4 separate regions of the Mus musculus genome follow, and regions 2, 3 and 4 are each linked to region 1. A link is a loop called in an ENCODE intact Hi-C map of the cell type or tissue named here. Cell type or tissue: left cerebral cortex. All regions are shown on one strand. Region 1 holds the start of Calb1 (calbindin 1). Region 2 overlaps Gm29883 (a long non-coding RNA gene). Region 3 has its middle 110 kb from the start of Calb1. Region 4 has its middle 100 kb from the start of Calb1.

Region 1 (2,500 bases):
CGGCCTGGGGCCGGCGGGATAAATACAGAGAACTGGGTGCGGGGTGCGGAGAACTCCGGAGGACGCCCGAACGGAGCAGCACCGCGGACAGCGCCCCGCCGCGCCGCGCCCAGCTCAGCCTGCGCAGCCCTCTCGCCCGAGGTTCGCGCTCCGCGCACTCTCAAACTAGCCGCTGCACCACGATGGCAGAATCCCACCTGCAGTCATCTCTGATCACAGCCTCACAGTTTTTTGAGATCTGGCTTCATTTCGACGCTGACGGTGATTATTTTCTTTTTTAACCCTTGCAAGACCCGTCCCCATTCCTTCCCTGCTCTTCCCTTCGACTGTGCTTGTTCATCCCAACCATCCTTTTCTGTTCTTTTCCGTCTTCCTTCACCCTGTCTAATCTCGTCTCCCCCTGACTGCCTACCCATCATCCTGGAAGTTTACACTGAGTGTACGCCATCCCCGTGCTGTAAGCGTTCACCTTTCTAGGAACGGTAACGGTAGGACAGAAGCAAAGATTGGGAAACCCTGTCCCCAAAAGTTTCAAACACCATCCCCAGCACCCCTGCTACCCTCCTATGCCCTTTATGCGGTTGAAGTTTTACACCTAGGAAGCTAAGCGCTGCGGCGGCTCATTGCTGATTAATCGGTGCTCAGGCTGTACATAGCCTCCCAGGACGGTTGTCCTGGAAAGAACCGAGAAGAAACTTAGAAAGAGACATCTGACACCTGGGTGTCTCTTTGTCTTTTCAGGAAGTGGTTACCTGGAAGGAAAGGAGCTGCAGAACTTGATCCAGGAGCTTCTGCAGGCGCGAAAGAAGGCTGGATTGGTAGGCTTGAGTTTGAGCAGGACCCTTCAAGCCTAAGACATACCTATTCTTGTGTTTCATAAAAGAGGTTTTGTGGGAGAAAGTAAAGGCTTACCTACTAAGAAAGGCGAGAGAGAACATATTTCCAAATTGCGTCAAGAGAAAAAGTGTGTGTGTGTGTGTGTGTGTGTGTGTGTGTGTGTGTGTGTGTGTGTGTTTGGTGGTGGTGGTAGGGTGTCTAAAGAGAAAATCCCTATCATCTTAAATCAGTCATATATTTCTATAATCCTCCTTTCCTTAATAGGTCTTAAAAGGAAATGTCGATGTGCAAGACCCTTCGTCAGATTCCCCACCTCCACCACTGAGTTGGTTGTGTGATTTCTAACTTCTCTTTTCTAGACGATAAGGAAGGGGTAGAAATACATTCCTGCCCCTTGGTGGTCAGGAACAGATCTGCAGATTCTAGTGCCAATTTCTGCTGCGAAGTCAGAGTAGCTGGGAACGGGGTGGGGGAGGGGTGAAACTACAGCTTGCCTTGACCCTTAATCTTGAGCAAAGATAACCAATTCATAATAAGTGTGAGAATTTAGCAAGAAATGGTTTTTTTTTCATTTTTGTTGGAGAGAATCCCCAAATTAATAAAGCAATAAAACAAAGCACTGTAAGAATTTCATGTATTGTGGAAAGGAGAAGATTCTGAAGAGAAAGTACGAGTGGTGGTTTTTAAATAAGCTATGGTTTTGACATAAGCATTGGTTAAATAAATTATAATTATTGTTTAAGAATTAATTCCTTTGGGCCAAATCTATTTGTTGGGAAAGGATGATGTCAATGGAAAAATAAAAGATACCCAACTAACTTTTAAACATATGAGATGTTTATATAAAGAGTAAATTGAGAATTTTACAGGTCTGATAGCATTTATGTAAGACTGCTTTTCAAAAGAAAGCAAGGTTGGATACGCAGTAGTTAAATGTTAATAGCCTTTGGTCTTTTGGATTATAATTACAAAGAAATTTTTACATAAAGATAATATACATATCATCCCTAGATATTATACAGCATGCCACCATTTCTAGTGCTCGTGTGTGTGTGTGTGTGTGTGTGTGTGTGTGTGTGTGTGTGTGTGTGAGAAAGAGAGAGAGAGGGGGGAGAGAGAGAGAGAGAGAGAGAGAGAGAGAGAGAGAGAGAGAGAAACAGTATTAATGCGACTGTTTTGTTTTTTGGGGTTTTGGGGGGTTGATTTTTGTTTGTTTCTTTGGGGGACTTTTGCTGTTGTTCTGTACATGGTGAGATTTATATAGTAGGAATCCCTATACAACAGCAAAAAGAATCTCCATACTGATGGAAATGCACTCTGATGTATTACATGCAGACTATCAAATTGCTAAAATCATGCCAAACCGACTTTAAACCAGATCATGCTCTGGGGATTGTTTTACTCAGATTTCATATCATGTAATCTAAAGTGTAATAGAATAAGATCAAATAAAAATATCTTCTATGCACTTTGCCCTCTTTTCCCCTTGTGCATTAGCATGCAAATACATTTCTGTAATAACATCACTTTGGTTCTATGGATCTTTAGCTGATAAGACAGAAGCCATTTTCTTCCTCACTTAAAATACATTAAATGTATATGGAAAGTCTTATTTTCCATATAAGTTATAATTACAGTCTTGGATGGTGCTTCTAAAAGCTAC
Region 2 (2,500 bases), 550 kb before region 1:
TCATAAGATCACGGTAAAGAAGACACATTAAAACTAGAATGCAAACTTAATGATGAGGTTAAAGAAAAAAATCATTCCTCTATGAAAAACAGTCTTGGTGCTGGTAATTTTGAGACGATTGAACACTAAGGGAAAGGCAAAAAGGCTCTGTTTCCATTTTACCTAAATACCTGCCTCTCTCCCCTCTCCATTTTTTTTTTTTTTTGGCTCAGGGGAACATCCCTGCCTATCCCCTAAATGAACGTTTTAAGCCTTTCCGACAGTAACACTTTAACAACGTAGCTTTACCATTCTCCCTTTTGATTACTGAGCATGAGTCTTCCTGTGACCTTTGTCTTGGCAAACCAGTTTTGACAATTTAGGCTTAAGGGTAGCCGATACCACTGCTGTGTTTCTCATAAAGTAAACAGGATGAAAAACAGACTGAAGGTCGTTGGTGCCCCTTGCCTACCTGTGGGAGGCTTTGCTTTGCCTCACACTGGGCCGTTTACTTCTCTTCACTCTGTTACAGAAACCCCAAGATGGATTTTTGATGAAAATAAAGTCGAGATGCCCAGAGGAGTAAGTGGGAAGAAGAGCTTCACCAAGAGATTAAAATGAGAGGAAAGAAGACAGAGTGGTTGGAAGTGAGCAAAACTCATTCAGTCTGTGCGTACACGATGAGATGACAACACAGTCTTGGCTCAGTGTTGAAGTAAATAACTCTGAGCTTAAAAGCTTAAATTGTCTATTATTTGCCAATTACGCTCATGAGTAAGATGTAAAAGTGTGCATTTAATGTGTGGTGGTTGGCTTAAAAGCTTTGTGAGAGCAAACTAACCAGCTCTTGGGATAGTTCCAAGCATCTGATGTTTGATGGTTGCAGAAACAGAATTCTAGGATGCAAACTGCGTTTTCTTTTTGCATGTATGAAGGTGACTGAACCAAGATTAGTGTGTGGTCCAGCAATGGTGCCATTATCCAAGGTGGTGACAGCATGGGCTCCTTTATCTGCCTGCCGCCAAGGGCAGCTTTCTACTAGTCTTGAGGAAGGTACAGGGAGAGAAAAGGGATTCAATAAATGTGAATATTCCCTGTGATGGTCAGGATGTGAGGCTAGTAGGCTCCTATATTACAAAGATGGAAAGCATCTGTCTGTAGACCAGTGCAGGCGAGGTGGAGAGTGAAGAGACTCTCTTTAGAAGCTACCTAGCCTCTTCTTTCCAATATCTTCCTTTAAAATATCAAAGTCACGTAGAACTCAGTACTGTGCTTATAATATGAAACTACAGTCTCTTCCTGATGTTTATGTTCATTCAATTAGAAAATATTACAAATATCTAAATATTTAGCTTGTCACTTCTGAAATTTAATGACCGTGAAAGTGTCTACGAATCACTTGAAGAATTATAGAATTTACACATACATATACAGCCACAATCACCAATGTTGTCTTTTGGGGGTCCTCACACTTTGGAAGACTTGAGTGGAAATTATAAATGGGAAGGTACTGTAGTACCAATAATGACCACTGGATGGCAGGATGCTAACACCTTTGATTTGCTGTTTTTCTAACTTCTGTATCCACTCTGGAAACGGCTTTCACAATCCTTTCATTTTCTGTGAAGACTTTTTGTTTTGTTTTCAAAAAATATTTGCATGTATTTTTATGGGTAGTAAGTGAATATGTATGAGGTCAGTCAAATATTTCAGTTGTAGAGATACATTTTTATGAAACTTGACTCAATAATAACCTTTCTGAGTAATAGTTTTCTGTGTGCAAGTCTAGACCAGAAAGATCTTTATTCTAAATTCTAAAGTATTAGACTAATGTGAATTATCTGTATGTTAGTTAATTGTGGGTGAATATTACTACATCCACCTATGAATGTAGACAGAGAGGTCAGCTCATTAACCCTGAACCTTAGAGCTTCCTGGGGAAAGAAAATGAAGATTATTCAGTTTTCATTTCCAAGAGGTTTTTGAAAAAGCACAACAGAATTCTTGCCACGAAGCTGAATGGATTCTGGAAAATAAGAAACTTGGATTTCAGAAGTAATCGTCTCAGCTCACCTTTCCAAAGCTCAGGATTAAAAAGCTCTGATGAGCACCACTTTAAATAGGATTTGAGGAAATCCTGTCGGAAACTAGGGTCATCTTTCTGTAGATCTCTACGACTAGCGTGCATCTGGTTAGAGTAGGAATATTTTTTAATTGTGTACTTAGTGCTAATATTTAAGGGAATATCTACCTGAATTGAAAAAATTTAGAAAAATACTGTTTAGAAAAAGAGTTTGTAATTCAAAATTATCTGGAAATGAGTAAGAGTCTAAGACTTATACATAATCTCTTTTCCTAAAACGATTTTTTTTTGTTTTTTTGTTTTTTGAGACAGGGTTTCTCTGTGTAGCCCTGGCTGTCCTGGAACTCACTCTGTAGACCAGGCTGGCCTCGAACTCAGAAATCCGCCTGTCTCTGCCTCCCAAGTGCTGGGATTAAAGGTGTGTGCCACCACATCAGG
Region 3 (2,500 bases), 110 kb before region 1:
TGTGTGTGTGTGTGTGTGTGTGTGTGTGTAGAAGCAAGTGATAAAAGGGAAAGTCAGAGCAATAGGTAGGAAGAGTAGGATGAACACAGAATATATGCTTATATGAAAATGTTCTTATATAACACTATACCATAATACCCAATGAAAAAATTTAAAAATATATATATACATGCTTTATAGTTCGTTTCATTTATGTTCTAGATCGAAGAGTAGTGACTTTACCCAATTCAAAACTGTCTTTGTTACTTACTAGTTATATTTGATAACTTACCCTCACTTTGTCCCCTAATATATGAGTAAAATAATAATATTTCTATTCCTAAATAGTCTGCTGGAAGGATGAAATCAGTTTTCCACATCCATAGTCTTTAGAACAACGTGTAGTCCATGAATGGTCAACATTAATTCTATGTAGAATTCCCTATTCTTTCTTTCTATAAACCCATAAATATAACTTTAATTCCCCCATGTAGAACTTGACTAGATCAACAGTATGCTATGCACCCATTCTGAAACCTTTTGGAATGGAAAAGGAGTATCTCACTAAATTATAAAGATTCTTTTCAATCATAAAGTTATTCAGTGTTGAAGCTCATGTGCTAGGAGATTTCTTGGCATGCAATATATACAGAACATATGTTTCTTTGTGTTATACAGGGCCAGGTAGAATGATATGTATGAAAGAATGATACTCAAGAGAACTAATGAAGACACTAGGTATTTCAGGGGACAATCTGTTTTAAAAGTCACACCAGAGATAGATACAGAGACAGACAGAGACACACAGAGAGAGACAGAGACACACAGAGAGAGACAGATGCAAAGACAGAGACAAACAGAGACAGAGGCAGAGGGACAGAGAGACAGAGACAAAATATATCATTTTTTTCCTACTTCACAGTTTGAGTTGGCATGATCTGAGAGCTTCTCTTCTCATCCCCTTGGTAACATCCCTGCTTTTCAAAACCTGGCTTTTTATAACAGAATGTTTGCTAGCTGTCAGGTTGAATCAAAATAAATATCCACCTAGAATGAAGACAAGACATTAGAATGATTTACCAATAACACATCAAAATACCATCTAGAGGATGCTTGAGGATAAATGAATTTGGCAGAATAAGAAACATTTCTGTAACTCTGCACTTATTTTCTCTCCACTATATTCTCTCGTTTATGAAGAATACTCTAATTTCAGTAAAATACACCCACTCCCACCTTCTTCTGGCTAAGGCTGTTTGGTACAAGTACATGTTCCAAGGAATGCTCATTTGACTCCAAATTTGAAGCAGTACCTTGGAACAAAGAGGCTGAAGAAATCAATGAGCATAATGGCCACATTAATAAGAACAAGAACTTTAGAGAAAAGAACTGTGACACTTAATGCAAGCTGTTCAAAATAAAGGAAGACGTAGATGCCTTTAAAAGTTCCACTAAGCATGCAAACGAACAAATGGAAGGAGGGCCAGATTCGTCAGGAAATAGAAAGCTAACTGCCCCCAGCCATCTTCCTACCCGAGCTACATGCATGAAGCCAGAACTTCGTCAAACATTCTTAGGAGGTTTATAGTGACAGGAGCATGTCATTCAGAGTAAATATTGCATTTGCTGATCTTCTCGGGGACAAAACACTGGGAGTACGTAAACAAATGTCACTTTATCCATTTAGCAAGATTTTTCATATGAGCAAAATGAGATGAAAGGCAGTTCACACTGTACTAATTATAAGACATCCAAGATGATCCAGGTGTGTGTGACTAAGTCTAGTCGCTGGAAAGAAGAAAAAAATCTGATTTATATAATTTTCCTACTGCCTTTTAAACAAGATACTACTTAAATGCAAAGCTACAAGCTAACAGCAGCCAACACCTGCATACCTCTGCTACTTACACACGAAACAAGTAATAGCCTCCTTCCCTGAATTAGAGCTGAAGTAGTTATCAGATGGTGTCTAGTCTAACCATTCTACCCAACAATAAACCACAAAGAAAGGCATGTAACTGATAAAACACTCCACCTTAGGGCTGGACCAGAGCCTTGACATGGGGAAAGTCTCTGCAAATGTGAGACAGTGCATGGGAGGTCTCAGTACAAATGAGAGCAGGGTGCTGGCTGCTGTACTGTATTCTGCATGTGGCCATCCACCACCTCAAGCTGTAACAGTAGAACCAGTAGCTAGGAGTAGGTGCAGATTCTATCTTGGTTTCCCTCCTCCTCCTTGTTCCCATTGACCATGCTGCCAAATCCAGAACTGTCACTCCACTGCTCTATCATTGGAAGAAGGAGGGGGTGTCTAAAAAGACCAGTACAGTAATTTCATTCCACCCCTTCACTGCCCAGAATCAAGGTTATATAAAATTGACCAATAGGGCCAAGAAGGATTTGATGCGGTTCTCACGAACCGTATTTCAGGGAGGTATTTTTTCTTTGTTAATGTGACTTTCCTACCACAGTTAAGCAACACCCTACTTTTGAAAACATGCTAACAACACTCACCACTGTA
Region 4 (2,500 bases), 110 kb before region 1:
AATCTAGAGTCAAAGTAGTAAAAATAGTGATTGGAATCAGAATCTATTCAGTATGCTTAGACAACAGGACTTACTCACACAGAGATAGGGTGGTGTTTTGACAGGGTCAGTTTTGACTCTCATATTATGATTGTTTTTCCCCAGAACAGTGTGGACGGTGTCTTCTGAATCTTTGCTATATACAAGGACCAGGATAACATTATTTTGCTTACTGGTGGTATCTTGCTAAATATTCAAATGATATATAAACATGCATGCCTAAACCTGGAAGAGAAAGGTCTTACCTATAGGGCTGGTAAGCTATAGTACTAAATGGAAACAAGAAACAGCAGAATGTTATTAGAAGAGAACAAAGTCAAGTATAAGCTAAGAATCTCATTTTAATGGCAGGATCACAGAGGGAAATTAATCAGGTAAGACAGAGAAAGTTGAGATGAATATCCAAGAATCCTACAAAAGAAATCATATCAAAACATGTGCCAAATGTATCTGAAATACCAAAGCAAGGGAGGATGGAAATGTGAGCATTGACTTCTGTTTCATGCAGCTAACAGACCTCAATCATGAGAAACAGACTATGAAAGTGGGACTGATGTTAACCTAGAATGAAATAAGTGAAGGAAATTCTGATTAGACTTGAGACAATCTTGATCTATGACATTAGGAAATAAAACTTTAGAGACAGGAAGTGGCTTGCCTGAGGAAGGAACCAGCAAAGACTATGTATATATGAAGACATCCATGTTTTCATGAACAAATAATGTAGACCTAGCTATATATGCTCGAGAGTGGAGACTACGTGCCATCATGAAGCAGTCTGGGAGCACAGACTATTTTGATTCTATTTTGACTGTGTCCTGTAATCTGGATACTAGCTTGAAAGCATCTTTTTGTCATGAAAAAATTGGAAGGAACCATTTCAAAGGGAAAAAAGGCTAACCATCTAACGGTGCACGTTGCATAAGTGCCTGGGATGAAGAGGATGGAAATGAGCTGTGATAGGAAATTGGGCAGAGCTGTGAAACATCAGAGGAAACTTGCAAAGAGCAGCTGTTGCAGATGAAGTCTAGAGAGTCGTCCCCCACTTCTTCAAAACAGAAAACACATTCTGTGCCTTAAAAAATTCAGGATGAAACTCTTACAGAAAAGAACAAAGACAGTGTGTTCAAACTTCCTTTTATTTGAAATAGGAAGCGATATTTTTCAGAAAGCTTTAATTTTGGTTCTAGTAAGATCTCCTTTTAACCACCAGTCACAGCATAATTGTAATCAAAGTGTGCTTATGTTTCACTTTTGGAAAAGGAAATTCTTTTTCCCTTAGTTCTTTAAAAGGATTTAATGAGATGCCCTTATAATTAATTTTAAAATTATCTTTATTTCTAGCTCTATCTTCAAATGCACTGACAAAATAGATACTCTCGTAACCTTGTGGCCAGGATATCTTTGAAAGGCAAAGAATTATGTAAGTGGAAAGAATTTTATAATCTATCTAAAGTGCAAAAGGATAGCATAGATGACAGGACCGCAAAGACAATGATACAAATTGTGCCTCTAATAATTTGGATGCTATTTCCAAGAAAACCCCTGAAGGTGTCTAATCCCAATGATGATTCAGGAAAGCTTCCCTTTAAGGTGCTTCTCTCAGAAATGAGAAGCAAAACATGTGGCCATCAAGGATAAAAGAACACTGTAGTTGCTGAAAACCTATGTGGCTTGACTGGGCAACAATTCTTTCTAGAACACCCAAGTGCCAAAGGCCTGGCAGTAAAGTGGAATGTGAAATCATGGGCCCAACTGAGTATGGTGTCTCATCTGCTTCTTGCTTTTTGTTCATTTTTCTTCTGGGATACTTTCATTTTTTAACTGTATAATAACATGGTAGACATCTCCTTGGGTTGCAATTAGACACGAGCTCTTGAAGAACTATTAATAGATCCAGTAGCCATGAAATAAATAAAAAAAAAAAAAAAGTTGGTTAAAAGCATCACATGAGGACTGGGGAGGCAGCTCAGTGCGTAAAGTCCTAGCCTTGAAAGCATAACGACCTAAGTTCAGTACCCAAAACCCATATTAAAATAAACAAAAAACAAAACCCAAAAAATTAAGTACAGTGGCCTGTCCTGCACTTGTCATCCCAACAGATGGGAGTGAGGCAGATTCTTGAGGCTCACTGCCTGGCCAGACTAGCTTACTATGTGATTTCCATAGTGAAAGACACTGTCTCAAAAAAGTGAGGAGACCAAGGCTTGGGCAACACTAAAGAGGAAGCAGAAAGAGCGAGAGCGAGAGCGAGATCGATAGGGTGTTGTACAACACTGACTCTGAAACATGGCATACTTGTCACACTGATGAACTCACATCTGTCTTTACCTGCACAAGAACAAGCTAGCCAAAATCCCAGCATAAATAGGGTAACTGATCACCAAACCCCACCCCTTACTAAGAAGCTATTGGCAGTTAATAATTGCTGTGAAAAGGAGAATCGTCCATTTTTTATGAT

Evidence for each region. Peaks named below come from ENCODE experiments on the same cell type or tissue, not always from the same donor. Only the 100,000 strongest peaks of a DNase experiment are listed, where the experiment ranks them.
Region 2: it touches region 1 in a loop (5-fold over the local background); 6 of 42 quality-filtered maps call a loop at or near these places.
Region 3: a loop joins it to region 1, with 9 times the contacts of the local background. A loop is called at or near these places in 2 of 42 quality-filtered maps.
Region 4: a loop joins it to region 1, with 5 times the contacts of the local background. A loop is called at or near these places in 2 of 42 quality-filtered maps.

The regions. Positions count from the first base shown.
Region 1 is chr4:15,881,217-15,883,716 of GRCm38, forward strand. Calb1 (calbindin 1) reads left to right here and starts at 48. Exons shown (of 11, transcript NM_009788.4): 1 at 48-261; 2 at 742-818. The coding sequence starts at 183. In left cerebral cortex, CTCF peaks have their summits at 69 and 1,247; DNase peaks (open chromatin) are centred at 21, 662 and 1,220; H3K4me3 peaks cover 2,170 bases; H3K27ac peaks cover 765 bases.
Region 2 is chr4:15,327,195-15,329,694 of GRCm38, forward strand. It overlaps Gm29883 (a long non-coding RNA gene), which reads left to right. Exons shown (of 4, transcript XR_390426.2): 4 at 512-574. Among named protein-coding and RNA genes, the nearest start is that of Gm29829, 11 kb to the left of the region's middle. In left cerebral cortex, a CTCF peak has its summit at 1,507 (motif pointing right); a DNase peak (open chromatin) is centred at 1,505.
Region 3 is chr4:15,767,818-15,770,317 of GRCm38, forward strand. No RefSeq gene overlaps it. Among named protein-coding and RNA genes, the nearest start is that of Calb1, 110 kb to the right of the region's middle. In left cerebral cortex, no CTCF peak of the experiment used is centred here; DNase peaks (open chromatin) are centred at 962, 1,236, 1,497 and 2,266; H3K27ac peaks cover 1,129 bases.
Region 4 is chr4:15,775,234-15,777,733 of GRCm38, forward strand. No RefSeq gene overlaps it. Among named protein-coding and RNA genes, the nearest start is that of Calb1, 100 kb to the right of the region's middle. In left cerebral cortex, no CTCF peak of the experiment used is centred here; a DNase peak (open chromatin) is centred at 994; H3K27ac peaks cover 421 bases.